2 separate regions of the Homo sapiens genome follow, and region 2 is linked to region 1. A link is an interaction called in ENCODE POLR2A ChIA-PET data of the cell type or tissue named here. Cell type or tissue: PC-3. All regions are shown on one strand. Each heading gives the region's core, and the rest is flanking DNA. Links, peaks and the distances in the headings are about the cores only.

Region 1 (15,617 bases), core at 4,566-12,565:
TTGAGACCAGCCTGAGCAACATAGCAAGAACTCTTCTCCATTAAAAAAAAAATAAGAAGAAAAAAAAAGAACCAGGCCGGGTGCCGTGGCTCACGCCTGTAATCCTAGCACTTCGGAGGCCGAGGTGGGGATCACCTCAGGTCAGGGGTTCGAGATCAGCCTGGCTAACATGGTGAAACCCCATCTCTACTAAAAATACAAAAATTAGCCAGACATGGTGCGCATGCCTGTAATCCCAGCTACTCAGGAGGCTAAGGCAGGAGAATTGCTTGAACCAAGGAGGCAGAGGTTGCAGTGAGCTGAGATCATACCATTTGCACTCCTGCCTGGGTGACAGAGTGAGAGTCTGTCTCAAAACAAACAAACAAACAAAACCAAATGGAGCACCTAGAGAAGAAAAATTGCATATTTTAAATGTAAACCTTACTAGATAGAATTAACAGCATGTTTAACACTGTGGGGAAAAAAAAAAGGTCAGTTGAAGATATAGCAAATGAAATGAGCCAAAATGAAGCACAGATTAAAAAAAAACCTGGGTGGGCAGGGTAGTGGGGGAGGACAGAATAGAAAAGAACTTCGATGACCTATGGATATCAAGTGGTCTAACATCTGTAACTGGAATCTCAGAGGGTGTGAGTGGGCATTATAATAAAGATAAACTCTAGGCCAGGCGTGGTGGCTCATGCCTGTAATCCCAGCACTCTGGGAGGCTGAGGCAGGCGGATCACCTGAGGTCAGGGGTTTGAGACCAGACTGGCCACCATGGCGAAACCCCATCTCTACTAAAAATACAAAAATTAGCCGGGTGTGGTGGTGCATGCCTGTAACCCCAGCTACTGGGGAGGCTGAGGCAGGAGAATCAGTCAAACCTGGGAGGCGGAGGCTGCGGTGAGGCGAGATCGTACCACTGTACTCCAGCGTGGGCGATAAAGTGAGACTGTGTCTCAAAAACAAACAAACAAACAAAACACACTCTAATGATTAGAACTTTGCCTTTAAAAAAGTATCAGTCTTGGTCAGGTGCAGTGGCTTATGCCTGTAATCCCAGCACTTTGGGAGGCTGAGGTGGGAGGATTGCTTAAGTTCAGGAGTTCGAGACCAGCCTGGGCAACATGGCAGACCCCATCTCTATTTTTTAAAAAACATTTTAAGTTTATAATGTAAAAAAGTTACAGTAATCTGAAGTTAGCTTATTACTGAAGAAAGAAAAAAAATGTTATAGGCTGGGCACAGTGGCTCATTCCTATAATCCCAGTACTTTGGGAGGTCAAGGCAGGCAGATTGCTTGAGCCCAAAAGTTCAAGTCCAGCCTGGGAAACATAGTGAGACCTTGCCTCTAAAAAAAAAAAAGAAAGAAAAAAATATTTTTATAAATTTAGTGTAGCAGCTGGTTATGGTGGTTCATGCCTATAATCCCAACACTTTGAAAGGCCAAGGCAGGAGGATCGCTTGAGGTCAGGAGTTCAAGACCAGATTCTTTTTTTTTTTTGAGATGGAGTTTCGCTCTTGTTGCCCAGGCTGGAGTGCAATGGCATGATCTCAGCTCACTGCAAACTCTGCCTCCCGGGTTCAAGTGATTCTCCTGCCTCAGCCTCCCGAGATGCTGGGATTACGGGTGCCTACCACGTCCTGCTAATTTTTGCATTTTTTTAGGAGAGACGGGGTTTTGCCATGTTGGTGAGGCTGGTCTCAAACTCCCAACCTCAGGTGATCCACCCGCCTTGGCCTCCCAAAGTGCTGGGATTACAGGCGTGAGCCACCATGCCTGGCCTCAAGACCAGTTTTTTAAAACTTAAAATGACATTTTGTTGTTGTTGTTGTTTTGTGGAGTTTTTGTTTTTGTTTTTGAGTAGGGTCTCATTCTGTCACCCAGGCTGCACAATCATGGCTCACTGCAGCCTCAACCTCCCGGGCTCAAGCAATCCTCCTACCTCAGCCTCTCAAGTAGCTGGGACTACAGGTGCACACCACCACATCCGGCTAATTTTTTTTTTTTTTTTTTTTTACAATTTCGCTCTTGTCGCCCAGGCTGGAGTGCAATGGTGCAATCTTGGCTTACTGCAACCTCTGTCTCCTGGGTTCAAGCGATTCTCCTGCCTTAGCCTCCCAAGCAGCTGGGATTACAGGTGGCCACCACCATGCCTGGCTAATTTTGTATTTTTAGTAGAGACGGGATTTCACCATGTTGGCCAGGCTGGTCTCTAACTCCTGACCTCAGGTGATCCGTCCACTTCAGCCTCTCAAAGTGCTGGGATTACAAGCATGAGCCACTGCACCTGGCCCCTGGCTAATTTTTAAAAATTTTTTTGTTGAGTGGGGTCCCACTATGTTGCCCAGGCTGGTCCTGAGCTCCTGGGCTCAAGCAATCCTCCTGCCTCGGCCTCTCAAGTGCTGGGATTACAGTTATGAGCCACTGTACCCAGCAGGAAAAAAAGAATTTAGTGCAGCCTATGTGTACAGTGTTTATGAAATCTACAGTAATGTCCTAGGCCCTCACATTCACTCACCAACTCACCCAGAACAACTTCCAGTCCTGCAAGCTCCATTCATAGTAAGTGACCTATATAGTTGTGCCATTTAAAATCTTTTCTACCATATTTTTACTATACCTTTTCTATGTTCAGATATATAAATACTTAGCATTACATTACAGCTGCCCACAGTATTCAGTACAGTAAACTGCTGTACAGGTTTGTAGCCTAGGAATAATAGCTACACCATATAGCCTACATGTGTGGTAGGCTATACCATCTAGGTCTGTGTACATACACTCTATGATGTTTGCACAATGATGAAATTGCTTAACAATGTAGCATTTCACAGAATGTATCCCTGTGGTTAAGCAGGGCATGACTATATATTGAATATAAGGTATGTGTATTACTGAGTACAAGACTGCCACTGGGGTGCAGTGGCTTACCCCTCCCAGCACTTTGGGAGGCCAAGGTGGGAAGATTGCTTGAGCCCAGGAGTTAAAGACAAGCCTGAACAACATAGCAAGACTCCATCTCCATTAAAAAAAAAAAAAAAAAGGACTACTACGGCAACCTGGTGTTGAGAATATGGGCTCATATCACAGTCCAAATACTCTTGCCCTCAAATAATTTTTGAACTCTCAGAACATAAGCAGGTATATAAAACAACCCCTACTGAGATGAACAAGTGTGAGACTTGTGACTCTATGTCATGTAGGGTAGTTTCCTGGAAGCTGCTGCCTGATTTGACTCCCTTTCTTACTTCCTTTCCATACCCAGGGTCCTTACTCCTGACCTCTCCACTAGGGAGACCAGCAATTAAATAAGGCTCAGATGAACCAACAATTTTTTTTCCTTTTTTTATAGAGGCAATCAAGTTAAACACAAATGTTTGTTTCACACATTCATTGACAATACTGTTTTTTTTTTTTTGAGATAGGGTCTTGCTTTGTCACCCAGGCTGGAGTGCAGTGGCACGATCATGGCTTACTGCAGCCTTGACCTCCCAGGCTCAAGCAATCCTCCCTCCTCAGCCTCCCAAGTGGTTGGAACCACAGGCACGCACCACCACACCCTGCTAATTTTTTGTATTTTTTTGGACAGGGTTTCACCATATTACCTATGCTAATCTCGAACTCTTGGACTCAGGCAATTTGCCCCTCTCAGCCTCCCAAAGTGCTGGGATCATAGACATGAGCCACTGTGCCCAGCTGACAATACTTTTTTTAAGTCAAAAGTTTAATAGAATTATTAAATTCTAATTAATAGAATTAAAATGTCACTATATCAAAAAGGAAGCTACAGGAAAGGAATGTTTCAAAACTCTGGGATGGTCAACAGTGTCCCTTGCTAATGTGAAGATTAGATTTACCCCCAAGGCAGTGACTGGTGACCTTGGCCAGAGCTCTCAAAAGAGTGGTGGAAACAGAAGCCGGATTCCAGTGGATTGAGTGATGACAGGCAGGGAAAAAGTAAATAAGGCTGTGAGTGTGGACAAGTCCTTTAAGGAGTTTGGCTCTAAAGTGACAAGAAATGGGGGATACCAGGCCAGGCGCGGTGGCTCATTCCTGTAATCCCAGCACTTTGGGAGGCTGAGGCGGGTGGGTCACCTGAAGTCAGTAGTTTGAGACCAGACTGGCCAACATGGTGAAACCTCATCTCTACTAAAAATACAAAAAATTAGCCAGGTGTGGTGGTCGGCGCCTGTAATCCCAGCTACTTGAAAAGCTGAGGCAGGAGAATCACTTGAACCTGGGAGGCGGAGGTTGCAGTGAGCCAAGGTCATGCCATTGTACTCCAGCCTGGGCAACAAGAGTGAAACTCTGTCTCAAAAAAAAAAAAAAGAAAGAAAGAAAGAAATAGAGGGGATGGTAACAAAAGGGGTGCATGTTGGGCAAGGGTCTCCATAAAATAGAAGAAACTCATGTGTGTTTAAGTCCCTGCTTAGAAGGCAAATCATGCTCTACCTCCGGACAACAGGAGCTCTAGGACCCCAAGTCTGCGTCCCCAGACTTGGTTCCTCTGAAGACCCCACACCAGGCTGCACATCCAGGGAGAAGAGGTAGGTCCCTCCAACAAACGAAGGTTGGTCCCAAGATATTAAACAAGTAGAGTGTTGTATCCTTAGATGCTTTCCCACTGCTGCTGTCTAAGGTGGGTATCTGGGGTAGAGCCCTGGTGGGTGGGCAGGGGCTCTCCGTAAACTGGAATGGAGCAGAGTAAGGCTGGAGACTGTGCTGTCTTGACCTCTGCCCAAGATGACCAACAACCTGGGGCTTCCCCAGCCACTTAACTGCTTCCTGCTGAAAAGAGCAGGGATTGGGAGAGAAACTGCCACCTGGCACCTTTGGACAATTACCATGGCAATCACAGGCCAGGCATTTTATTCCAGTCATTGCCTGGGAACGCTCCTTCCACATGTCTTGCTTTCTGTGTTACAGGCTTATTACTGTACAGCCTCCAGCCCTCCACTTTCATCTTGCAAAACAAGGTTCTTTCTTTGATGTCTGGAAGGATTTGCCCCGGAATGTCAGAAATTTGAGACTGTATGCAAGTGCACAATAAACAATCTGAAATTGAAACTGATCCAGTGGAGAGTGCTGGAATTAGGGAAGAGCAGTGGATATGTCCTGCGAGGTCAGAGCAGATACAGGCCAAGATAGTTTGCCTCCCAGCTCCAAGGGGTCTCCCTACCCTCAGTGAGTGGGCTTGGGAGGTAGATGCTTGGGATGCTGCATCTTTGGTCAATACCTTGACCAAACTGACACATGACCCAGTTAGTTTCGAGATAGACTGGGTCACAACAATCATTCTTCACCACCTGCAACCCTAGGACTGCTGATAACCCTTACCCACAGGAATTATAGGGCCCTGCTGCTCCAAAAAGATAGGATCTGAGTCAACAAGAAAGAGAAACAAGGACAACATATTTTGAACTCCTGACTAGCTTGGCGTATGGTTCTCAGCCCAGCCACACATTAGAACCAACTGTGGGGCTTTTAAAAAATGCCCAGTATCTGGACTCCACTGTAGTAGATTTAAATTCAGTTGAGGAGGAGCCAGGGCATCTGTTTTTTTTCTTAAGTATTTCAAGTGTGGAGAACCATTGGCTGCTCAAATAAGTGGCCAGGCTCCACACCTGGTCCCAAGGTTTCCTAGTTGTGTGACCTTGGGCAAGTTACTCAACATCTGTAAACCTCCATTCCCTCAGCTGTAAAGCAGTACCTGCTGGCCAGGCATGGTGGCTCACACCTGTAATCCCAGCATTTTGAGAAGCCAAGATTGGAGGATCGTTCGAGCCCAGGAGTTCAAGACCAACCTAGGCAACATAGCAAGATCTCATCTCTATAAAAAAAGAAAAACAGTACTTGCTTAATGGAGTTGTGGGAAGGATTAAATGAAAGAATGCATGTCAGTGCCTGGCATTGAGCCTAGCACGTAGTTGTGTTCAGAATGTTATTCTTATTGCTGGAACAGCAGTTCTTACCTCTCTAGAATCCAGGTTTAAAGGTATATAAGTAAGAAAGTGCCGTTTCCAGTAACCAGGGACCAAGACCTGTCCTTTTCCCAGAGTGGGGTTGAAGAGTGTTAGTCAGAGCCAGGGTCAAAGATTGCTTAGGTCCTGGTATTGGCACTCAACTTTGGTTACTCTTAACATTCTAGTCCCGCACTGTCCATTCTGAAATAACGAAAATATTCTATATTTGTGCTGACAACATAGTAGTCACTAGCCACATGGGGCTATTTAACACTTGAGATGTGGCCCATGTTGGCTGGGTGCGGTGGCTCACGCCTGTAATCCCAGCACTTTGGGAGGCTGAGGTGGGCAGATCACCTGAGGTCGAGAGTTCGAGACCAGCCTGACCAACATGGAGAAACCCCGTCTCTACTAAAAATACAAAATTAGTCGGGCACAGTGGCGCATGCCTGTAATCCCAGCTACTCGGGAGGCTGAGGCAGGAGAATCGCTTGAACTTGGGAGGCGGAGGTTGCAGTGAGCCAAAATCACGGCATTGCACTCCAGGCTGGTTTACAGAGTAAGACTGTCTCAAAAAAAGGCAAAAGAAAAAAGAAATGTGGCCCATGTGACTGGGGAACTGAATAATTTTATTTAATTATAACTCATTTAAAGTCAAACAGCTACACATGGCTGATGGCTACAGAATTGGAAAATGTAGCTCTAGGCTGGGCATGGTGGTGCACACCTGTAATCCCAGCACTTTGAGAGGCCGAGGCAGGCAGACTGTTTGAGCCAAGGAGTTCAAGACCAGCCTGGGCAACATGGTGAAAAGCCGTCTCTACAAAAAAAAATACAAAAAAATTTGCCAGGCGTGGTGGTGCGCACCTGTAGTCCCAGCTACTCAGGAGGCTGAAGTGGGAGGATGGCTTGAACCCAGCAGGCAGAGCAGTGAGCTGAGATTGCACTACTGCATTCCAGCCTGTGCAACAGGGCAAGACTTTGTCTCAAAAACAAACAAACAAACAAAAAACAAAAGAAAGAAAGAAAGAAAGAAACAAAGAAAAAGAAAAGAAACGAAAATGTAGCTCCGGACATGTATGTGCATTGAACATGGGAGTAAATAAAGATATAAAATTTTGAAACATAGTGTGACCAAGCATTTTCCCTTCTATTGTCTCATTTGAGCCTCAGAAAGTCCTATAAAGGAGATATGACAGGCACTAACAGCCCTATTATAGATTAGGGATGTTAAAAGACCTTCCCCAGATCACAAAGAGCATTAGAGGCACAGACAAGCCTAGAGGGAGGCAGACTTCTGGACTTCAAACCGATGCTTCTTTCTTTCATCAGTTACAAAAGCTTTCTCTTCACGGAAGCACCTCACATCAGCCCTCCAGCTCCTGTGAAGGTCTCAGTGCCCTGGGTGGACCCCAGGCCCCCATCTCCTCCCACTATCCGCTGTGCTACCTACCTGGAAGAGCTCCTGAACTTGAGCATCCACCCATTGCTCCATCTCCAGCCAGCGCTGGAGCTGGCCCCGGTCATACTTCACTGTCAGGCGGCTGGGTCTCCGGGACCTGGGTATCTTGGAGGAGTCCGGGTGGGACTTGGACTCTGAGTCTGTGGATGATGTCCTTCTCCTCCCAGAAGCCCAGTGGACCTTCTTACATGGGTTCTCCCCATCTGGGCTGGGAGATGTGCAGGAAGCAGGGCTTGAAGACAGCATGGAAGTATTGGTCTGGGCAAGGAGCTGGGAAAAACCGCCAGTTCTGAGCAGAGCCACAGAGGGAAGTGAGGAGACAGAGAACAGGAGAGGCCAGCAGAGAAGAAATGAAGGCAGGAGGAGGGCCAAGGCTCCCAGGGAGGGGCAAGGGCAAAGATCAATAGGACTTTGGTGCTGGGAATGCCAGTCTCCTGGCTCCTCACTGCCAGCCAGTGAGTGGCACTCCAGAGCCATGCCCCAGCCTCCCTTTCTGCAGCTTCTAGGGCCCAAAGTGGCATAAACTGCAGATGAGCAAAGGTCAAGAGGCTGCCATGCCCAGGGAGGAGGAAGGGGCCCTGGGGTCCTGAAGGGTACAGGGCTCCAATCGCTGCTCTATGGCCAGCTCTGGAATGGGACCTGAGTCGTTCTCACCTGAGATCCCTCTGTATCCCACCTTCCTGGGGCTGGATCCACTCTGGGCTCTGAGAAGCTGTGGTCAGATTCCGCAGAAGCAGGGTCCCTGGCTGGCAGGGATTCTTACTCAGAGCGTAGCACTACTGGGGGCAGAGCCCCAGCTGGTAGATAGAGTTGGAGGTCAGTTATTGATGGCTCCCGTAGGACCAGTGCCCCCAGTGTCTGGGTGTGTCCGAATGTAAACTGCTATCAGCCTGGCCTATAAAGGCAGTTTACCTGCTTGTAAAGGCAAATTTATCAAGACTTGTCTACTATGCCCGCTCCCCTGAGGCAACTGCTTAGGAAGCCATGTTTATTACCACGTGACCCTCCCCCGATTCATGTATTTGCTGACACAGAGGAAACCTGCAAACCTAACTTATACACAGGTGTCAGGGACTAATACTTCCAGGCATACATACTTGCATTCTAAGGCAGGGTATTTTTGTTTAGTCTTTTATAATGAAAATTTCTAAACTTTAAAAAAAAAAAGTGACAGAAGAACACTGTAATTTTTTTTTTTTTTTTTTTGAGATGGAGTCTCGCACTGTCACCCAGGCTGGGGGGCAATGCTGCGATCTTGGCTCACTGCAACATCCGCCTCCCAAGTTCAAGCAATTCTCCTGCCTCAGCCTCCCAAGAAGCTGGGATTACAGGCGCCCACCACCATGCCCGGATAATTTTTTGTATTTTTAGTAGAGACGAGGTTTCACTATGTTGCCCAGGCTGGTCTCAAATGCCTGACCTCATGATCCACCCGCCTCGGCCTCCCAAAGTGGTGGGATTACTGGAGTGAGCCACCGTGCCCAGCCTGTAATTTTTTTAAAATGGGGCCAGGCATGGTGGCTCACGCCTGTAATCCCAGCACTCTGGGAGGCCGAGGCGCGTGGATTGCTTGAGCTCAGGAGTTCAAGACCAGCCTGGGCAAAATGGTGAAATTCTCTCTCTACCAAAAAAAAAAATAATAATAATACAAAAAATTAGCTGCTTTGGGAGACCCAGGCGGGAAGATTGCTTGAGGCCAGTAGTTCAAGACCAGTCCGGGCAACACAGTGAGATCTTGTCTCCATTAAAAAATGTAAACAATGGGCCAGGCACGGTGGCTCATGCCTGTAATCCCAGCACTTTGGGAGGCTGAGGTGGACAGATGACTTGAGGTCAGGAGTTTGAGATCAGCCTGGCCAACATGGCAAAACCCTGTCTCTACTAAAAATACAAAAATTAGCCGGGCGTGGTGGCACACGTCTGTAGCCCCAACTATTCAGGAGGCTGAGGGAGGAGAATCGCCTGGGCCCAGGAGGCGGAGGTTGCAGTGAGCCGAGATCATGCCACTGCACTCCAGCCTGGGTGACAGAGCAAGACCCCGTCTCAAAAAAAAAAAAAAAAAAAAAGTAAAAAATGAAAAGCAAGATTACTCAGATATGGTGGTGCACACCTGTCATCCTAGCTGCTTGGAAGGTGGGAAAATCACTTCAGCCCAGGAGTTCAAGGCTACAGTGAGCTACAATGGCAACACTGCACTTAAGCATGGGTGACAGAGCAAGACCCTGTCTCAAAAAAGGAAAAAGGCGAATGGATGACAGTTTAATGATGAAATTTTAGGCCCTCACTTAAGAAGATAAGGGAGGTGTTTGAGTGGCTGGAAACTAAGATGGCAGCCAGGAAAAGCCCAGGCTTTGGAGGAAGGCTGACAATCTGAGTTCAACTCAGCTTTGCCCTGCATTGGTTTTATAATCCTTGGCCAAGTTTCATAGCCTGTTTTCACATCTGCAGATTGGGCTTGTTGGGAAGATAAAATGAGATGATGCATGTAAACATTTAGCATGGCATCTGAAACAGAGTCCCTGTCAGTAGACATTCATTCCTGTCCTTTATTTACCTCCCCACTCTCCCTGCCCTCCTGGCGAGGCTCTGGTGGTCAATGCCTGGGCTTTCATCAGTGTGGCTCTCTTCCTGAGCAGGAGGAGGGGGGCCTCTAGGATGCATCTTGTTGACTCAGCTGTCACTTTAACAGTCTGTGGCCAGGAGGCATTATTATGGTAGTTCCCTGCCTCTTCTGTTTCCTATCTTCTGAAGGGTTTGAGAGCCCTTTCGGGAAAAGAAACTAGATGAGAAGAGTCACTGTGTTTTGTTCATTTATTTACTCACTCATTTAACAAAGATTTTATGAGCTCCCCTGGTAGGCCAAACATTATGCTCAGTGGTTATTCAAGAGCCACAGGATGGGCACGGTGGGTCACACCTGTGATCCCAGCACTTTGGGAGGCTGAGGCGAGAAGATTGCTTGAAGTCAGGAGTTCAAGACCAGCCTGATCAACATAGTGAGACCTTGTCTCTGTAAAAACTAAACAAAGGGCAGGCACGGTGGCTCACACCTGTAATCCCAACAGTTTGGGAGGCTGAGGTGGGTGGATCACCTGAGGTCAGGAGTTTCAGACCAGCCTGGTCAACATGGTGAAACCTCATCTCTGCTAAAAATACAAAAAGTTAGCCAGGCGTGGTGGTGGGTGCCTGTAATCCCAGCTACTTGGGAGGCTGAGGCAAGAGAATTGCTTGAACCCAGGAGACGGAGGTTGCAGTGAGCTGAGATCGTGCCATTGCACTCCAGCCTGGGCAACAAGAGCGAAACTCTGTCTCAAAAAAACCCCAAAAAATAACAACAACAACAATAACAACAAAAAACAAACAAAACAAAAAACAAACAAAGAAGAACAAAAGAGACACAGTCCCTGCCTTCATGGAAGGAACTTATAGTCTAGTGTGAAAATAAACAAACAATAATCAACTCATCAAATAAATGTAAAATTGCAATTTCATTTAGTGATTTGAAGAAAAGTAGGAGGTGCTATATGAATGTCTAATGGAGGTGTAACCTGGAAAGTGATAACATCTGGACTGAGTTCTGACAGATGAGTAGAAGTTAAACTGGCCTAGGAGCCAGCAGGGATGGGCCTGGCAGAATGCAGAGGACATGCAAAGGCCCTGTGGCAGAAGGGAGATGGTGAGTACAAGGGACTAAGAGGGTCAATGGGGCTGGAACAGAGGGAGGAGAGAGGGAAAAGTGAGGCAGGAGAAAGGGTTGAGGTACCCAGGCAGGGCCCTGTAAGCCACGTTGAGGAATTTTGTCTCCATCTTAAGGGCATTGGGCAGGCACTGAAGAGTCTTAAGCAATGGTGCTTGGGCAAGTTGACATGTTCAGATTTAAACTTCCAAACAATCACCGTGGCTGTTGCACAGAAAGACAATCAGAGGGCACAGAAGGGCTGGTGGAGGCCAGTTGGAAGGCCATTGCAGTAAAGCTAGTAGGGGAGGTAGTGCTGTCAATGGCAAGAAGCAGGCAAATTGGACAGCTATTTAGGAGGTAACGTTTAACAGATATTGACTGGTAATGGGCTGGGGACACACAAACATGCAAACTTTATGAAAGCCTACACAGGGACAGACAGATGCATACATGCAGCCTCTGTGAACATGTTTCAGGCCGGGCGCGGTGGCTCATGCCTGTAATCCCTGCACTTTGGGAGGCTGAGTCGGGCGGATCACCTGAAGTCAGGAGTTCGAGACCAGCCTCACCAACATGGAGAAACCCCGTCTCTACTAAAAATACAAAATTAGCCGGGCGTGGTGGCACATGCCTGTAATCCCAGCTACTAGGGAGGCTGAGGCAGGAGAATCGCTTGAACCTGGGAGGCGGAGGTTGCGGTGAGCCGAGATCGCGCCATTGCACTCCAGCTTGGGCAACAAGAGCAAAACTCCATCTCAAAAAAAAAAAAACCACCAAAAAACGAAAAACAAAGCAAACAAAAAAAAAACATGTTTCATTCGTAAACTGGGGGTTGATAAGATTCTATATGAGCACACAGCATGGATACCATGAAGCTTGATGGCACACTAATGAGTGATGTCCATTATTTATAGCAAGAGGCTCCTTATTATATCCTTCCAACTTAGCACTGACCCACATCTCCTCCCTGGCCTATTGGTACCACCATTCATCAGTAAGTTTGCCCAAAGATAAGGGAGCTCAAGATCCAAGATGAGATAAGAGATAAAAGCCACCAGGAGCACACAGCCACATCAGGGCAGAAAAAGAGGGTGGGGGCCTGGGCAGGGAGAAAGGTGCCTGCCTGCTCTCCTGGCTTGGGCCAGGTCCAGTGCTGAGATGAAATGGGCAGCAGGCAGACTCCAGCAGAACCAGGCTGCTCTTTTTAAATGTCTTTTCTTTTATAAAAACTTTATTATAGCCGGGCGCAGTGGCTCACTCCTGTAATCCCAGCACTTTGGGAGGCCAAGGCGGGCAGATCATGAGGTCAGGAGATCGAGACCATCGTGGCTAACACGGTGAAACCCCATCTCTACTAAAAATACAAAAAATTAGCCGGGCGTGTTGGCAGGCGCCTGTAGTCCCAGCTACTCGGGAGGCTGAGGCAGGAGAATGGCATGAACCCAGGAGGCGGAGCTTGCAGTAAGCCGACTGCGCCACTGCACTCTAGCCTGGGGGACAGAGCAAGAAGCTCTCTCAAAAAAAAAAAAAAAGAAAGAAAAACTTTATTATAGAAGAAAAACATGTTTATTTAGAAACTTTTCTAAATTTTCTAAAACATGGACAGGCACGGTGGCTCATGCTTGTAATCCCAGCACATCGAGAGGCCGAGGTCGGGAGTTCGAGACCAGCCTGGGCAACATGGTGAAACCTCATCTCTACTAAAAATACAAAAAATTAGCTGGGCATGGTGGCACGTGCCGGTAATCCCAGCTACTCGGGAGGCTGAGGCAGAAGAATGTCTTGAGCCCGGGAGGCGGAGGTTGCAGTGAGCCTAGATTGTGCCACTGTACTCCAGCCTGGGCGACAGAGCAAGACTCTGTCTCAAAAAAAAATTTTTTTTAAACATTCAAAATTTCCCATAATCCCACCAGACAAAAACCACCACCACTAACATTCTGACAAGTTTCTTTCTTGTCTAATTTTTTCTAGTCTTTATATATATATTATATATATGATATATCTTGTCTAATTTTTTCTAGTCTTTATATATATCATATATATGATATATATATGATATATATATAATATATGATATATAATATATATGATATGTATAATATATGATATATATAATATATATGATGTATATAATATATATCATATATATAATATATAGATATATATAATATATATGATATATATTATATATACATATATATATATATATATACTTTTTTGAGATGGAGTCTTGCTCTGTCACCCAGGCTGGAGTGCAGTGGTGTGATCTCAGCTCACTTCAACCTCTGCCTCCCCAGTTCAAGCTATTCTCCTGCCTCAGCCTCCCAAGTAGCTGGGATTACAGACAACTGCCACCACGCCCAGCTAATTTTTGTATTTTTAGTAGAGACGGGGTTTTACCATGTTGGCAGGGTGGTCTCAAACTCCTGACCTTAGGTGATCTGCCCGCCTCGGCCTCCCAAACTGCTGGGATTATAGGCGTGAGCCACCGCACCCGGCCCTCTATGCATATATATTTAACATAGTTAAATACTATATACAGTTATTTGGAAAACTTTTAAATTAGTATGATTATTCAAGAAATGAATTTTTAAGAAGATATGCTCATTGCGGAAAACTCTAAAATACAAATGAACAAAGAAAAGTATAAATTATCTGGTGTATTTACTTTCCATTTTTTTCACATAGTTTGGGTTTTCACAAAATTCGATCATTTTGTAACATTATGAATACATTTTATAACTTAATATATTTTGGTTACATTTTATGTCATTAAGTAGTTGTATTTATTTATTTTTTGAGACAGTCTCACTCTGTTGCCCAGGCTGGAGTGCAGTGGTGTGATCTCAGCTCACTGCAACCTCTGCCTCCCAGATTCAAGTGATTCCCCTGCCTCCTGATAGCTGCGATTACAGGCACATGCCATCATGCCCAGCTAATTTTTTTTTTTTTTTTTTTTTTGAGACAAAGTCTCGCTCTTGTCCCTCAGGCTGGAGTGCAATGGCGCGATCTTGGCTCCCTGCAACCTCCACCTCCCGGGTTCAAGCGATTCTCCTGCCTCAGCCTCCCGAGTAGCTGGGATTAGAGGCGCCTGACACCACGCCCAGCTAATTTTTGTATTTTTAGTAGAGATGGGGTTTCACCATGTTGGCCAGGCTGGTCTACAAACTCCTGACCTCAGGTGATCTGCCCACCTCGGCCTCCCAAAGTGCTGGGATTACAGGCATGAGCCACCACACCCAGCCTATTTTTGTATTTTTGTAGAGACAGGGTTTCACCACGTTGGCCAGGCTGGTCTTGAATTCCTGACCTCAGGTGATCCGCCCGCCTTGGCCTCCCAAAGTGCTGGGATTACAGGCATGAGTCACTGTGCCTGGCCTAAGTAGTTTTATATACATCTTTTATTAACACTGCAGTTATTCAAAATTTGGACCATGACTCAGAGTAAGGAATTTAATATCACAATGTACACATGTACATATACAAAGCTAAATTTCTTATGAAGCAAAACTTGTCCTTACTCTGATATTTTTCATTCTATTTCATTTTATTTTGTCTTTTCAAATGCCAGTGGCAAATCCCTTTACTGTTTTTAAAACTCACTAATGAATCCCATCCTGTTCTATTAGAGGTGATTCCATGATTTAGTCACTCAATCCCATCTTTGGATATATGGATCACCACCAATTTGCCATTATAAATAGTGCTCCTCTGCTGAACATTTTTGTAACTATTTCTTTGTTGGCATCCATGATTTCCCTTAAGAGAAGTTTATAGATGTAGAACTACAAAGTCAAAGAATGTGCAAAATTGTAGGAGGTTTGATATTTATGGCCATATTAGTTCCCCAAAAAGTTGACTAAGTAAACGGTTTATAGTTTGATATTCTAATTTTTTTCAGTGAATGCATTCCAAAAGTTACCAGCTTGAAACAATAAGCATTTATTATATCACTGTTTTAGTAGGGGGGATTCTGGGAGTAGATCAGCTGGGCCCCCCAGCTCAGGGACTGCAGTCAAGGTGTCAGCCAGCACTATAGTCACCTCAAGGTTCAAGAGCAGGAGGTCCACTTCCAGGCTCACTCACAAGGGTGTTGGCAGGTCTCAGGTTCCCAGATGCTGTTGGCTAAAGACATTGGATCCTGCCATGCAGGCCTCTCTGGAGGCTTACTTATCACATGGCACCTTGCTTCCACCACACCAAGGGCACTAAAAGAGAGAGAGAGAGAGAGAGACAAAGAGAGAAAGTTACAGTCTTTGTAACCAAATCCAGGAAGTGACATCCTATGACTTTTGCTTGATTCTATCCATTAGAAGCAAGTCGCTAGGTCCAACTACACTCAAGGAGAGGAAATTATACAAGGCATGAGTACCAGGAGGTATGGATCACTGGGAGCCATTTAGAAGCAACCTACCACAATGGAATATTGTGAACATTTTTTTTTCAAATGTTTAATATTTTTAATAATGAAAACATTTGAAATTTATTCTCTCAGCAATTTTGAAATGTACAGTACTCAATTAT
Region 2 (15,617 bases), core at 4,503-12,502, 56 kb after region 1:
AAAAAAAAAGCCATAAATCCAAACCAAATCTTTACATCTCTTAGAAAAAGTGACAGGTTCCCTGATTTTTCTTTTCTTTTTCTTTTTTTTTTTTTTGCCAGGGTCTCGCTCTGTGGCCCAGATCAACAGATTCAACCTCAGCTCACTGCAACCTTCACCTCCCAGGTTCAAGCGATTCTCCTGCCTCAGCCTCCCAAGTAGCTGGGACTACAGGTGCATGACACCATGCCTGGCTAATTTTTATATTTTTGGTAGAGACAGGGTTTCACCATTTTGGCCTGGCTGGTCTTGAACTCCTGAGCTTAAGCAATCCACCTTCCTTGGCCTCCCAAAGTGCTGAGATTTCTTGTTTTCTCTTTTTGAGCCCAAAGGAGAGGACTACAGCTAGAAAGATGACTTAATCATTAAAATCTCGACTATGGGGATGGGGAAATCGTAGGAGCCCCTGTAACCACTTCTACATGCCAATGTCTTCATCCTACATGCCATACCTCTGAATGTCTGGGGATGCTAATAATCCCTAATTGTAGCCCCAAGTCTCAAAAACTTCTCAGACACATCCACATAAGTTTATTCATCTAGCAAGTGAAAGAGGCCTTACCTGTTGTCCTGCCTTTGTATTCCTCTAGAAAGCCCAAAAGCTGTTGTATTTGCTCTCCTGGAAAAGGAGTGGCATTTTTTTTTTTTTTTTTTTTTTGAGACGGAGTCTCGCTCTGTCACCCAGGCCGGACTGCGGACTGCAGTGACGCAATCTCGGCTCACTGCAAGCTCCGCTTCCCGGGTTCACGCCATTCTCCTGCCTCAGCCTCCCGAGTAGCTGGGACTACAGGCGCCCGCCACCGCGCCCGGCTAATTTTTTTTTTGTATTTTTAGTAGAGACGGGGATTCACCTTGTTAGCCAGGATGGTCTCGATCTCCTGACCTCATGATCCACCCGCCTCGGCCTCCCAAAGTGCTGGGATTACAGGCGTGAGCCACCGCGCCCGGCCAGGAGTGGCATTTTAAAAGACCTGGACATCAGGAGACCTGTCCCAGTGTTCCCAGTTCTTCAGCTCACTAGCTGTGTGATGCCTACCAAATCACTTCATCTGTCTCAGTCCTATAAAATGACAGGTGAAGCATGTTTATCTCTGAAAGCCTTTCTGGTGCTAGCAATCTGTGATTCAGGGATCCCAGGGAAGCTGCCCCAGCCCAGGTGTCTGGGACAGAATTACTACACACGCGCGCACACACACACACACACACACACACACACACACACACACACACGCTCTTCTTTGCAGTGCTCTTGTTTTTTTACCTGGATTTTAATAATAGTTTAATTATAGCTGTAAATTTGAGGGTAATCCTGTTTCATCCTTTCTGCAGGCAGGAGGGGTGTAAATACACAAATTGGGGGAGATGTCTGCTTGGGCACAGGTAAAAGCCCTGATGTGGCCTGAGACAGGTCATTATTTTCTGGCCGCTTAGGTGGGGACACTTTCCAACCTAGGTCCCTCTGTCTGAGCTGGTTTAGGGGCAGTTTTGTCAGCAAGAGGGGGAGGGAGGAAACAACTTAAGGTGCTGATGAGTCACCTGTTTCTCAGAGAAGGACTTGCTGGGGAAGTTTGCAATTCTGGCTGCTACTGCTGGGAAACTCCCCTCCTAAGGGTAGGCTGGGTCTTATTCCTGCTGCCTGCCAGATCTTCTGCCCCAACTTCCAGCTAGACACACATTTGCTAGGATTAAAACTTGGCTCTGACATTCTCCATGGAGAAATAGCAGATTATAGGACTGGGGCAGGAAATATACAAGTCTATACCAATATAAATAAATAATTAAATACATAAATAAGTGAGACATGCCGGGCCTGGTGGCTCATTCCTTCAATCTCAGCACTTTGAGAGGCCAAGGCAGGAGGATTGCTTGAACCCAGGATTTCAAGACCAGCCTGGACAACATGGCAAAACCCAGTCTCAAAAAAAAAAAAAAAAATTAATGGGGCATGGTGGCATGCACCTGTAAGTCCCAGCTACTCAGGAGGCTGAGGTGGGAGGATCACCTGAGCCTGTGAGGTTGAGGCTGCAGTGAGCCACTGCACTCCAGCCTGTGTGACAGAGTGAGATTCTGCACCCCCTATCCCCCCACCGCAAAAAAAGGCAAAAAAAAAATAGTTTACTTAAAAAAAACCAAAAACTAAAAAACTCAACCATAGCCCTGACATTGAATCACGGCAGTAATATCTTGCCTCCAAAATGTCCATCACAGCTGTATATGGCTTTAGACTTGTAAAAGTGCTGCAGTCTGCCCTGTCTCATAAGAACCAAGTGACATGGCTTAGGAGAGGGGTGTGTCTGAGAAGGTGTGGCTGTGTGTGTGTGTGTGCGTGCGTGTGTCTATTCCCATTTTATCAGTGAGTATAGGGGACCTGCCCCAAGATGAAAGAAACTAGTAAGTGGCAGTCTGTTCCAGAATGAACAAGCCAACCACAGGTCCACCCTCAGGCGTGGTCAAGTTTTTTTTTTTTTTAAGATAGAGTCTGGCTCTGTCGGCCAGGCCACAGTGCAGTGGCAAGATCTTGGCTCACTACAACCTCTGCCTCCTAGTTCAAGCGATTCTCCTGCCTCAGCCTCCCAAGTAGCTAGGACTACAGGAGTGGACCACCACGCCCAGCTACTTTTTGTATTTTTAGTAGAGATGAGGTTTCACCATGTTGATCAGGCTGGTCTCGAACTGCTGACCTCAGGTGATCCACCTGCCTCGGCCTCCCAAAGTGCTGGGATTACAGGCATGAGCCACTGTGCCCAGCCAGTGTTGTCAAGTTTTATTAGGTATTTTTGTTAATTCCATATCTTAAGTTTACTGAAAACACTGGAATGCCTATAGCAAAACCTGGACAAGAATAAACCAAAAGAAACCAACCCCCTACCCTACCACCACAATTATTCCGCTGGCAAATAAGGGATTAACAAAAGAACACCACGGCCAGGCACGGTGGCTCACGTCTGTAATCCCAGCACTTTGGGAGGCTGAGGCAGGCAGATCACCTGAAGTCAGGAGTTCAAGAGCAGCCTGGCCAACATGGTGAAACCCTGTCTCTACTAAAAACACAAAAATTAGCTGGGCATGGTTGCATGCACCTGTAATCCCAGCTACTCCGGCAGCTGATGTAGGGAGAATTGCTTGAACCTGGGAGGCGGAGGTTACAGTGAGCTGAGATCACGCCACTGCACTCCAGCCTAGGAGACAGAGCGAGACTCCATCTCAAAAAAATTAAAAACAAAAACGAAAGAACACCAGTGGTGGGGAAAAGTTATTCCAAGGGCTCCATCCAGAGAGAGGTTGTTTTTGAGTGAATGCACTCTCATTGTCTTTTTCTGTTTCTTCTGCATACTCCAGTCCAAGACCCCCAAAATCAGGCCTGCTGCTTAGGATGAGCTCAGAGACTGAGATGGGCAGGTCAGAAAGCTTTGAAATAAAAACAGAATTCAAGAAAAAGAATTTTATATTTAACACTTGCTTACCAACATACTGATAATAATTATATATTATATATAACTTAATATATAATTATATATTATAATATAGTTATATGATACAATAATAATAATACAATAACTTGACTACCCACTTTCTGAGCTTTCAGTGGAAATTGGGCCACCATAGGTTTTTCTCTTCCTTTTTCTTTATTTTATGCATTTTATTTATTTTCTTTGTGGAGACAGAGTCTTGCTGTGTCACCCAGGCTGGAGTACAGTTGTGCGATCAGGGCTCACTGTAGCCTCGACCTCCCAAGCTCAAGTGATCCTCCTGCTTCAGCTTCCTCAGTATGTGGCACCACAGGTGCATGCTACCACACCTGTCTAACTTTTTAATTTTTTTGTAGATACTGGGTCACCCTATGTTTCCCAGGTTGTTCTCAAACTCCTGGGCTCAAGCAATCCTCCTGCCTCAGCCTCCCAAAGTCCTGGGATTATAGGGGTGAGCCACGACACCCAGCAACACAGATTTTTCTCTATTTCCATGTGCTTGTGTCCTTGGAGGGAGTTTGTGGCAAATTTACCCAGCTGGGCTGAGTTTGCCCCATGGTGCTGCTGGTCAACCCTTCAAGTCCATTTCCTCAGTCCCCACACCCTCTAGACCACCCTTGGGCTCAGGCTGGCTCCTGGACTTCTGTCCTGTCTTCCCTGCTCCCTCGCACCCAGACTTGGCCTCCGCTTCTCCCTTCATTTCTCTCCACCTCGCCATCCAGCTGATCCCACCGCTACTGCCCCCTTCCAACCTCTCTTTCCGCTCAGATCTTGCACCCAAGCCCTAGCTTTTTAAATGCCTGCAAGAGTTGCCACCTAAAACCTTTACCTAAAAAACTCCCCTACTAACTTCCTTATTTTCTCTTATTTTTATTTTATTTTTATTTTTGAGAGAGTCTGGCTCTGTCACCCACGCTGGAGTGCAATGGTGCAATCTCAGCTCCCTGCAACCTCTGCCTCCTGAGTTCAATTGATTCTCCTGCCTCAGCCTCCTGAATAACTGGGATTACAGGTGTGCACCACCACTCCTGGTTAATTTTTGTATTTTTAGTAGAGAGGCGGTTTCACCATGTTGGCCAGGCTGGTCTCGACCTCCTGAGCTCAAGTGATCTGCCTGCCTCGGCCTCCCAAAGTGCTGGGATTACAGGCGTGAGCCACCACGCTGGCTCTATTTAATTAATTAATTTATTTATTTATTATTATTATTATTTTGAGACGGAGTCTAGCTCTGTCGCCCAGGCTGGAGTGCAGTGGCACAATCTCGGCTTGCTGCAACCTCCACCTTCGGGTTCAAGAGATTCTCCTGCCTCAGCCTCCCGAGTAGCTGGGATTACAGGTGCCCACCACCACGCCCAGCTACTTTTTGTATTTTTAGTACAGACGGGGTTTCACTGTGTTGGCCAGGCTGGTCTCGAACTCCTGACCTCATGATCTGCCCACCTCGGCCTCCCAAAGTGCTGGGATTACAAGCGTTAGCCACCGCGCCTGGCCATTTATTTATTTATTTTTAGAGATGAGGGGTGTCTCGCTCATCTCTGGACTCAAACTCCTGGCCTCAAGAGATCCTCCTGCCTCAGTATCCTAAGTAGCTGGGATTACAGGCGTGCCCCACTGCATCCAGCACCTCAGTATGTTTTTGAGATTCACTCATGCTGTTGTGTATAAGAGTAGCTTGTTTTTTTGTGCTTTTTAATTTTTATTTTACTTATTCTTTTTTTAGAGATGGGGTCTCTGTTGCCAGGCTGGAGTGCAGTGACATGATCATGACTCCACTGCAGCCTTGAACTCCTGGGCTCAAGAATCCTCCTGCCTCAGCCTCCCAAGTAGCTGGGACTACAGGCACATGCCACCACACCCGGACAGTTCTTTTTTTTTTCTTTGCTGAGTAATATTCCATTATATGGATATACCACAGTTTGTTTATTTTTTTTTTTTTTTTTGAAATGTCGTTTTGCTCTTGTTGCCCAGGCTGGAGTGCAGTGGTGTGATCTTGGCTCACTGCAACCTCCTCCTCCCAGGTTAAAGTGATTCTCCTGCCTCAACCTCCCAAGTAGTTGAGATTACAGGAGCCTGTCACCACGCCCGGCTAATTTTTCTATTTTTGGTAAAGATGGGGTTTCCCCACGTTGGCCACGCTGGTCTGAAACTCCTGAACTCAGGTGATCCTCCCACCTCGGCCTCCCAAAGTGCTTGGATGACGGGTGTGAGCCACCACCACACCCAGCCTGTTTATTCTCTTGATTGACATTTGACTTGTTTCCAGTTGCAGCTATTATGAATAATGCTGCTATAAACATTCATGTACAAATCTTTGTGTGGACATATTATTTTCATTTCTCTTGGATAAATACCCAGATATTGAATTGCTGGGTCATGAGGTAAATATGCATGTTAAGTGGCTGTTAGTAGTTGTACCATTTTATATTCCCACCAGCATTTTATGACACCCCAGTTGCTCCACAACCTCACAACACTTGGTGTTGTTGGTTTTTAATATTTTGGCGCTGGGCACGGTGGCTCACGCGTATAATCCCAGCACTTTGGGAGGCTGAGGTGGGCAGATCACTTGAGGTCAGGAGTTTGAGACCAGCCTGGCCAACATGGTGAAACCCCGTCGCTACCAAAAATACAAAAATTAGTTGGGCAGTGGTGGGTCCCTGTAATCCCCACTACATGGGAGGCTGAGGCAGGAGAATTGCTTGAACCTGGGAGGCAGAGGCTGCAGTGAGCCGAGATCGCGCCACTGCACTCCAGCCTTGGCGACAAGAGCCAGACTCCATTTCAAAAAAAAAAAAAAATTGGCCAGGCGTGGTGGCTCACACCTGTAATCCCAGCACTTTGGGAAGCTGAGGCGGGTGGATCACACGGTCAGGAGTTTGAGGCCAGCCAGACCAAGATGGTGAAAGCACGTCTTTACTAAAAATACAAAAATTAGCTGGGCACGGTGGTGGGTACCTGTAATCCCAGCTACTTGGGAGGCTGAGGCAGGAGAATCACTTGAACCTAGGAGGTGGAGGTTGCAGTGAGCCAAGATCTTGCCACTGCACTCTAGCCTGGGCGACAGAGCAAGACTCCATCTCAAAAAAAAATTTTTTAATTAAAAAAATATTTTGGATTTTGTTGCTGTTGTATTGTTGCTGTTTATTTTATTTTATTTGTTTTTTTGAGTCTCGGCTCACTGCAACCTCTGCATCCAGTGTTCAAGCAATTCTCCTACCTCAGCCTCCTGAGTAGCTGGGAGTACAGACACGCTCTACCATGCCTGGGTAATTTTAGTATTTTTAGTAGAGATGGGGGTTTCACCAAGTTGGTCAGGCTGGTTTCGAGCTTCTGACCTCGTGATCCTCCCGCCTCAGCTTCCCAAAGTGCTTGGATTACAGGCGTGAGCCACCATGCCTGGCCTGCTGTTGCTTTTAATACTAAATCTCATCATTTTTTAAAAGCTTGAAAACAGGCTGTGCACAGTGGCTCATGCCTATAATTCCAACACTTTGGGAGGCCAAGACAGGGGGATTGCTTGAACCCAGGAGTTCTAGACTAGCCTGGGCAATATAGCAAGACTCCGTTTCAGTTATTTTTTTAAGTTTGAAAACAGTTTCTGCAATAGGTCATACGGATGAATATATAGTTAACTCATATATACGCGTGTGATATAGTGTGTGCATGTGATGCACGTTAACATGCCAAGTCATGCATTCATTCAGCAGGCACTTCCCAAGTACTTACAGTGTGTCAGGCCTTATGATCTAAAAGGTTGTCAGGGCTGGAAGGATGAGAGGTGGCTATTAGATTTCACATTAATCAGATGAGGTTCCCTGGCTTCAACATCTTTTGAAATATCTTCTAGACTACTAAAGGATAGGTAAGAAGCATAGCACCCAGCTCTGAGGCAGTGCTCTGAAAACCATTATTTCCTGAGCACTGACCTCAAAGATCTCTAAATGGACCACAACAAGGGTTTGGCATTTTTTTTTTTTTGAGACGGAGTTTTGCTCTTGTTGCCCAGGCTGGAATGCAATGGCGTAACCTTGGCTCACTGCAACCTCCACCTCCTGAGTAGCTGGGATTATAGGTGCGCACCACCACGCCTGGCTAATTTTTGTATTTTTAGTAGAGACAGAGTTTCACCATGTTGGTCAGGCTGGTCTCGAACTCCTGACCTCAGGTGATCCACCCGCCTCGGCTTCCCAAAGTGCTGAGATTACAGGCGTGAGCCACTGCACCTGGCTGGGTTTAGCTTTTAGAGAATCACAGAATTATTAGAGATGGTTAAGTTCCCCCTTCACAATTTACAGGTGAGAAAAGAAAAGCGTAGCTCAGAGGGGGTAGGGGACTTGTCCAAAGGTGTTGGCTAAGTTGGGTTTCATATCTGAAAACAAGAGGGGCTTTAAGAGCTTGGCCAAGGAGGCCACTGGAGAAACAGCATGGAGAGTGGTAGTGGGGAGAGCAAAAACCAGCGGGGTGAGGGTGGGGCTCCTGGCAGATGTGGTGCTGGCACAAAGCATTGACTCCCCATTTCCCATGCTCCCTAAAGAAGCTTATAAACTATGCTGACAACTCAAACATTTCATCTTTTTTTTTTCTTTTTTTGAGATGGGGTTTCGCCCTGTCACCCAGGCTGGAGTGCAGTGGTGTGATCTCAGCTCACTGCAGCCTTGACCTCCTTGGCTCAAGCCATCCTCCCACCTCAGCCTCCTGAGTAGCTGAGACCACAGGCATGCGCCACCACGCCTGGCTCATTTTTGTATTTTTTTTTTTGGTAGAGATGGGGTCTTACTATGTTGCCCAGGCTGGTCTGGAACCCCTGTTTTTGTTTTTGTTTTTTTTTTAGACAGAGTCTCGCTCTTGTCGCCCAGGCTGGAGTGCAATGGTGCAATCTCGGCTCACTGCAACCTCTGCCTCCCAGCTTCAAGCGATTCTCCTGCCTCAGCCTCCTGAATAGTTGGGAATACAGGTGCCTGCCACCAAGCCCAGATAATTTTTATATTTTTAGTAGAGACGGGGTTTCACCGTGTTGGCCAGGCTGGTCTCAAACTCCTGACCTCAGGTGATCCACCCGCCTTGGCCTCCCAAGATGCTGGGATTACAGGTGTGAGCCACCGCGCCCGGCCACTCCTGGTCTTAAGTGATCCTCCTGCCTCAGCCTCCCAAAGCCCTGGGGCTCCAGGTCTGAGCCTGTGATGGAGTGGTGTGTGATAAGCTTCTTCTCCTAAAGCAGGGGCCGGGCAGTAGGAATGCAAGGGGACCTGCCACTTGTTTACAGGTACCTAGACCTGCTGGTCACCTTTAGGAAAGAGCCCAATGCAGTTGGGGATCTGGAAACTGATTCCCTTAAAATAATTTCTACCCTCTGTCACTTGGGAGACCCTTTCATACCCCTAAGGATGTGTGAACCCCTGTTCGAGGACCCCTGGTTTGAGGATGCTCTCATTTCTGACCTAGACAAGTGAGGCCACTGGGCCTGCAGTCCTGAGGGCAGTGGGGGGATGAAAGAGAGCAGCTTGGCTAGAAGCTCCCTCAGTGAGAGAGGGATGACAGTAGCAGGGAGGGGATACTTTTTGAGAATTGGGGCGATTCAGGTAGGTTTAGACACATGCAGAAGGGAGCCAAACATGAAGGAGAAGAAAGAAGGGCGTGGAGAGCTGTTCTGAACAGGCCAAGGGTCTTCTTTCCTCAGCATATTTTAATGGAAGCCAACAACTGTGCTAGGCCCTGTGCCAGGAAGTGGTGTGCTAGAGACACTTTTCCCTGTCTGGTGAGAATTAGAGAAGACAGGGGCCTGGTCCTGGCAAGGGGAGGAGTATCAGGGAAGCCATTCTAGAGGGAGCAAATCCTCAACACCAGACACTCTAATGTCCAAATGGGTGTGGTGCATTTTGGAAACATCCTTAGATCAGCGTGACTGGGGCTCTGAGCAATGAAAACAGATGGAATTTAACTGGGGATGGGGCAAAGGACTGCTAGGTTTTCTTTCTTAGTAAGTCTTTTTTTTTTTTTTTTTTTTTTTTGAGACAGCAGGCTCACTCTGTCACATAGGCTGGAGTGCAGTGGCACAATCTCAGCTCACTGCAACCTCTGCTTAGCGATTCTTCAGGCTCAGCCTCCCGAGTAGCTGGGACTACAGGTGTGCACCACCATGTCTGGCCAGAATGCCAGAATTCCAAAGGATTTATGCAGATACTTCACCCTCAAGGAAGCAAAAACTCCCACCCCTTAAGTGCAGGGTGTGTAGGTGTGTAGTGACTTCCTTCCAAACAGTACAGCATGGAAAGGAGGGAAAAGAGTAACTCTGTAGTGGAGAATCCTGACAAGCACTATCTTGGTCAGGTGATCAGTCATGATGATAAATCATGTTGATAGTGTGTATCCTCGATATAATAGAGAGGTGTTGATAATGGTTCTTTATCTCCCCAAACCATAAATAGCCCTAGTCTAAACATGAAAAAAAATTAAATGAATTCCAACAGAGAGCATTCAACAAAATACTTGCCTAGTACTCAAAATTATCAAGGTAATCAAAAACAAGGAATATCTGAAAAACTTAAAAACTGCCAGTCAAGAGCAGTCCAAGGAGACATGACGACTGTTTTTCCCTATACATAACCTGTGATAAAATTTAATTTATAAATTAGGCCCACTGTGAGATTAACAACAATAATAATATAGGACAGTTATAACAACAGACTGTAATAAAAGCTATGTAGGCCAGATGAGGTGGCTCATGCCTGTAATCCCAGCACTTTGGGAGGCCAAGGCAGGCAGATCACCTGAGGTCGGGAGTTCGAGACCAGCCTGACCAACATGGAGAAACCCTGTCTCTACTTTTAAAAATACAAAATTAGCTGGGCATGGTGGCACATGCCTGTAATCCCAGTTACTCGGGAGGCTGAGGCAGAAGAATCACTTGAACCCGGGAGGCGGAGGTTGTGGTGAGCCGAGATAGCGCCATTGCACTCCAGCCTGGGCAACAAGAGTGAAACTCCGTCTCAAAAAAAAAAAAAACAAACAAGTTATGTGAGGCTGGGTGCGGTGGCTCACACCTATAATCCCAACACTTTGGGAGGCTGAGGTGGGCAGATCACCTGAGGTCATGAGTTGGAGACCAGCCTGGCCAACATGGTGAGACCCCGTCTCTACTAAAAATACTAAAATTAGCCAGGCATGGTGGTGGGTGCCTGTAGTCCCAGCTACTCGGGAGGCAGAGGCAGGAGAATTGCTTGAACCCAGGAAGTGGAGGTTGCAGTGAGCCGAGATTGCACCATAGCACTCTAGCCTGGGCAACAGATCAAGACTCCATCTCAAAAATAAATAAATAAATAAAAGTTAGGTGAATGTGTTCTCACTCTCTCAAAATATATTATTCTATTATCCACACCTATTTCAGACTGCTATTGACTGCAGGCAACTGAAAGCCCAGAAAGCAAAACTACAGATAAGGGGGAACTGCTGTACTTCAAATGGACACAGGCATCAATGAAAAAGCCTCCGGCAGGGCACAGTGGCTGATGCCCATAATCCCAGCACTTTGGGAGGCCGAGGCGGGCAGATCACAAGGTCAGGAGATCGAGACCATCCTGGCCAACATGGTGAAACCCGTCTCTACTAAAAATACAAAAATTAGCTGGGCGTGGTGGTGCGCCCTTGTAGTCCCAGCTACTCAGGAGGCTCAGGCAGGAGAATTACTTGAACCAGGGAGGCAGAGGTTGCAGTGAGCCAAGATTGCGCCACTGCACTCCAGCCTGGTGACAGAGCCAGACTCCGTCTCAAAAAATAATAATAATAAATAAAATAAAATAAAAAAGAGAGACTCTAGTGGCCCAAACAGGAACAATCTGAGTAATAATATAAAGTAGTATTGGTGGGTTCTGGAAGTTAAAAATAAATAAATAAAAATAGACCTGGCGCGGTGGCTCATGCCTGTAAACCCAGTACTTTGGGAGGCCGAGGTGAGTGGATCACTTGAGGTCAGGAGTTCGAGACCAGCCTGGCCAACATGGTGAAACCCCGTCTCTACTAAAAATACAAAAATTAGTCAGGCGTGATGGCACGCGCCTGTATTCCCAGCTACTTGGGAGGCTGAGACAGGAGAATTGCTTGAACCCAGGAGGTGGGGGTTGCTGTGAGCTGAGATTGCACCACTGCACTCCAGCCTGGCCAACAGAGTGAGACTCAGTCTCAAAAAAAGAATAAATAAATAAATAAATAAAAAGGGAAAAAAGAAAAAAATGTCCACAATTCTCTACTGATATAAATAAATAGGAAAGGGGTGAAAAAAAAACACTACATTTGAGAATCCTGAAGAACACTCCTTCAGCCAGGTAATCAAAAGTAAGATCAATAGTGTTAAGTCAAGCTGATATGCACCTTCATATAGTATGATGAGAATGTAGTGTGGAATGCTGGATGAGATCCTGTTCCAGAAAAAGGGCATTCAAACTAAGGGCTGGGCACACTGGCTCACACTTGTAATCCCAGCACTTTGGGAGCCCAAAGCAGGCAGGTAGCTTAAGCTTAGAAGTTCAAGACCAGCCTGGGCAACATGGGAAAACCATCTCTCTACAAAAAAAAATACAAAAATTAGCTGGGCGTGGTGGTGTGCACCTGTAGTCCACGCTACTTGAGGGGCTGAGGCAAGAGGATCGCTTGAGCCCAGGAAGTCAAGGCTGTCAGGCCGGGCCTGGTAGCTCACACCTGTAATTCCAGCACTTTGGGAGGCCGAGGCGGGTGGATCACCTGAGGTCAGGAGCTCAAGACCAGCCTGGCCAACATGGTGAAACCCATCTCTACTAAAAATACAAAAATCATTTGGGCATGGTGGCGCATGCCTGTAATCCCAGCTACTCAGGAGGCTGAGGCAAGAGAATCGCTTGAACCTGGGAAGTGGAAGTTGCAGTGAGCCGCATCAAGCTACTGCACTCCAGGCTGGGTGACAGAGCGAGACTCTGTCTCAAAACAAAACAAAACAAAAAAAGGCTGCAGTGAGCCATGATTGAGCCAGTGCACTACAGCCTGGGCTACAGAGTGAGACCCCGTCTAAAAAGAAAGAAAGAAAAAAAAAACACTAAGGAAATTTGAATAGAGTATGAACTTTAGTTAATAATAATATGTCAATATTGGTTCATTAATTTTAACAATGGCACCATACTAATGTAAGATATTCATACTAAAGGAGACTGCACATGAGGTATATAGGAACTCTCTGATCTATCTTCTCAATTTTTCTGTAAATTTTTATTTTATTTATTTATTTTTTTGAGACAGAGTCTCACTCTGTCGCCCAGGCTGGAGTGCAGTAGCACGATCTTGGCTCACTGCAAGCTCCGCCTCCCGGGTTCACGCCATTCTCCTGCCTCAGCCTCCCGAGTAGCTGGGACTACAGGCGCCCACCACCACGCCCAGGTAATTTTTTTTGTATTTTTAGTAGAGACAGGGTTTCACCATGTTAGACAGCATGGTCTCGATCTCCTGACCTTGTGATCCGCCCGCTTCGGCCTCCCAAAGTGCTGGGATTACAGGCATGAGCCACTGCGCCCGGCCTGTAAATTTTAAATTATTTCAAACAGAAAATCTTTTTTTTTTTTTTTTTAATAGAGACAAGTTCTCACTATGTTGCCCAGGCTGGTCTTGAACTCCTGGACTCAAGTGATCCTCCTGCCTCAGCCTCCCAAACTGCTGGGATTATAGGTGTGAGCCACTGCACCCAACCAGAAAATTTATTTTTAATTAAGTCAATTAAATCATTCCTTTTAATCTTGGTCTTAACTAAGTCAACAATTACTACTGGTAGTTAACTTGTATAGAGCATTTTGTATTGAGGCACAGCTTTGGGTGATTTGCATAATATGCTATTATACTCACAATACTCACCTTACAAATATAGAAACTGAGACATGAGAGAGCTCATTCATGCAACTTTTAACAACTGTTTATGAGTGAGTTAGTGAGTGTCCTGGAAGAGTGTGCCCATGGTCTGGGCTCCTCCACGGAGTGCCCTGCAGTTGTCTCATGTGCCACTGTCCAGGTTGAGCTCAATCAAGTGACCCCACCCCTCTTCACCGGGATCCTCCTCCTTGACCATTATGTCACTGCCACCATCTGCCAGGTCTCCCCAGGAGTCATCCTGCACTCTTCTGTCACTTCTCAAATCTAACTTGACACCAAGTCCTGGGGGCCCTTCTTCGGAAAGTTCTCCCCAGCCTATGTTCTTTCTCCTGTTTGGGTCCTCACTGCTTCTCCTTTGCCTCTGCTCGGGTCTCATCTGCTCTGAGGGGATCTCCACCTAAGCCACCACCCATTTTTCCAGAACCCACATCATATACTCTCTCAACCCCAACCAAAACCTTCCCATGGCGCATTGAATAACTTTGCAACCTGGCCACAGCCCGCCTCATTCCCTCCACTCCCTAGCACTCCACCGTTGTACCCCAAAATCACACTGCTTGCAGGCCATTGCTGTTTTCTTTTCCTTTCCTTTCCTTTTTCCTTCCTTCTTTCCTTTCTGTTTTTCTTTTTTTGAGGCAGAGTCTCACTCTGTCACCCAGGCTGTAGTGTAGTGGCACAACCTTGGTTCACTGCAACCTCTGCCTCCCAGGTTGAAGCGATTCTCCTGCCTTAGCCTCCCGAGTAGCTGGGACCACAGGCATGCACCACCACACCTGGCTAGTTTTTGTATTTTTAATAGAGATGGGGTTTTGCCACGTTGGCTAGGCTGGTCTCAAACTACTGGACTCAAGTGATCCTCCCACCTTAGCCTCCCAAAGTGCTGGAATTACAGGTGTGAGCCACCGTGCTCAGCCCTGCTCTTGGTTTTCTTGAGGACTGCATAATACCTTCTCTTTTTGCCCTTAGAGGTCCTACATGCTCTTCAAGTCTTAGGTCAAATTCAACTGCTTTCTTACACAGATCCTCTCTCTCATTGGCTTAGCAGTCACCTGTTACCTGTCTCATGGTAACTGCTACAATGACTCTGAGGACTAGAGGCTGGTGCGTATGTCTCTAGCTGTGAGTTCCCTAAGGCACCTCTGTATCTTCATGCTCAGAAATCACTGGGTTATTTCCTGCAGTTTCTATCAAAGCAAAATGTCCACACTGCATCATTAGGGGCCCCCAAGTGGCCAGAATAAGAAAAGCCAGCTGGGCGCAGTGGCTCGCACCTGTAATCCCAGCTACTGGGAAGGCTGAGACAGGAGAATGGTTTGAGCCCAGGTGTTTAGATGAGCTATGATCACATCACTGCACTCCAGCCTGGGTGACAGAGCAAGATCCCATCTCTAAAAAGAGTTCTGAGGGATCCAGAGAGGCTTCAGGAAGGAGGAGGACTTGAGAGAGACTGTCAGATGAAAGTCACATTTAGAGTTTATTAAGCACATGCTCCATGTTGGGCATTATACTATAGCAGTGAGCTTTCACGTGGATCCCTCATTTACTTCTCAGCACAGACCTACTAGGTAGGTATTTGTCTCTGTAGATGAGGAAACTGAAGCTAAGAGCATCAACTGTGCAGTGTCACAGCTAGCAAGTGGCTGGGCAGGGATAAGAGATACAGCTTGCCCTTGGAGATCATACATGCACTTCAAGTCTTGGGTCAAATTCAGCTGCTTTCATACAGGAATCCTCTCTTTTGATGCCCTAGCAGTCATCCCTTACCTGTCTCATTGCAACTGCCACACTTGATTCTGTGGCTCTCAAAGAATCCAAAGTCCAGCCTAAGAACTGAAGAATGAGTAGGTGGAAATGCACTGTGGTAATCAACGCATAAGGGAGACTGTACTGAGTCTGCCACAAACAGGGTCCACCCAGGCCTATCCCATACATCCCGGAGAGCCATGGAGCCCAACAATGGGGTGCTGGGGTCCCTGAGGCTGTAGCTGGAAGTACTCTGTGTCCCTAAGGCAGCACTCCTATGCTGACCTCCAACTGCTAATGGGCTCTGTGCAGCAGGGACAACCCTCTGCACAGTCCAGACCTGAGGGCAGATGGCAGGTGACCTGGGGGTGAAGTGTTATGTATGGAGCAGGGCAGCTCCCTGTCTGGGATCACTTTTCTTAGAGGAAGCCTCCTGCCTATTGTCCTGCTCCTGCACTTCCCTCCTGGGACCTGGCAACCTCA

Evidence for each region. ChIA-PET counts read pairs that join two places held together with the same protein. Peaks named below come from ENCODE experiments on the same cell type or tissue, not always from the same donor. Only the 100,000 strongest peaks of a DNase experiment are listed, where the experiment ranks them.
Region 2: POLR2A ChIA-PET joins it to region 1 with 11 read pairs; 11 of 35 experiments call an interaction of 5 or more read pairs at or near these places.

What each region holds. Positions count from the first base shown.
Region 1 is chr15:40,820,982-40,836,598 of GRCh38, forward strand. It overlaps PPP1R14D (protein phosphatase 1 regulatory inhibitor subunit 14D), which reads right to left and starts at 7,727. Exons shown (of 4, transcript NM_017726.8): 1 at 7,406-7,727. The coding sequence starts at 7,660. It overlaps SPINT1-AS1 (SPINT1 antisense RNA 1), which reads right to left. Exons shown (of 2, transcript NR_146468.1): 2 at 15,012-15,301. RefSeq lists enhancers at 4,233-4,733, 4,734-5,234, 5,230-5,524 and a silencer at 5,230-5,524. In PC-3, for the core only: no CTCF peak of the experiment used is centred there; a DNase peak (open chromatin) is centred at 4,880; H3K4me3 peaks cover 471 bases; H3K27ac peaks cover 1,293 bases.
Region 2 is chr15:40,877,416-40,893,032 of GRCh38, forward strand. No RefSeq gene overlaps it. Among named protein-coding and RNA genes, the nearest start is that of VPS18, 9.2 kb to the right of the region's middle. RefSeq lists an enhancer at 7,532-7,581 and silencers at 13,262-13,311, 14,580-14,629. In PC-3, for the core only: no CTCF peak of the experiment used is centred there; no DNase peak of the experiment used is centred there.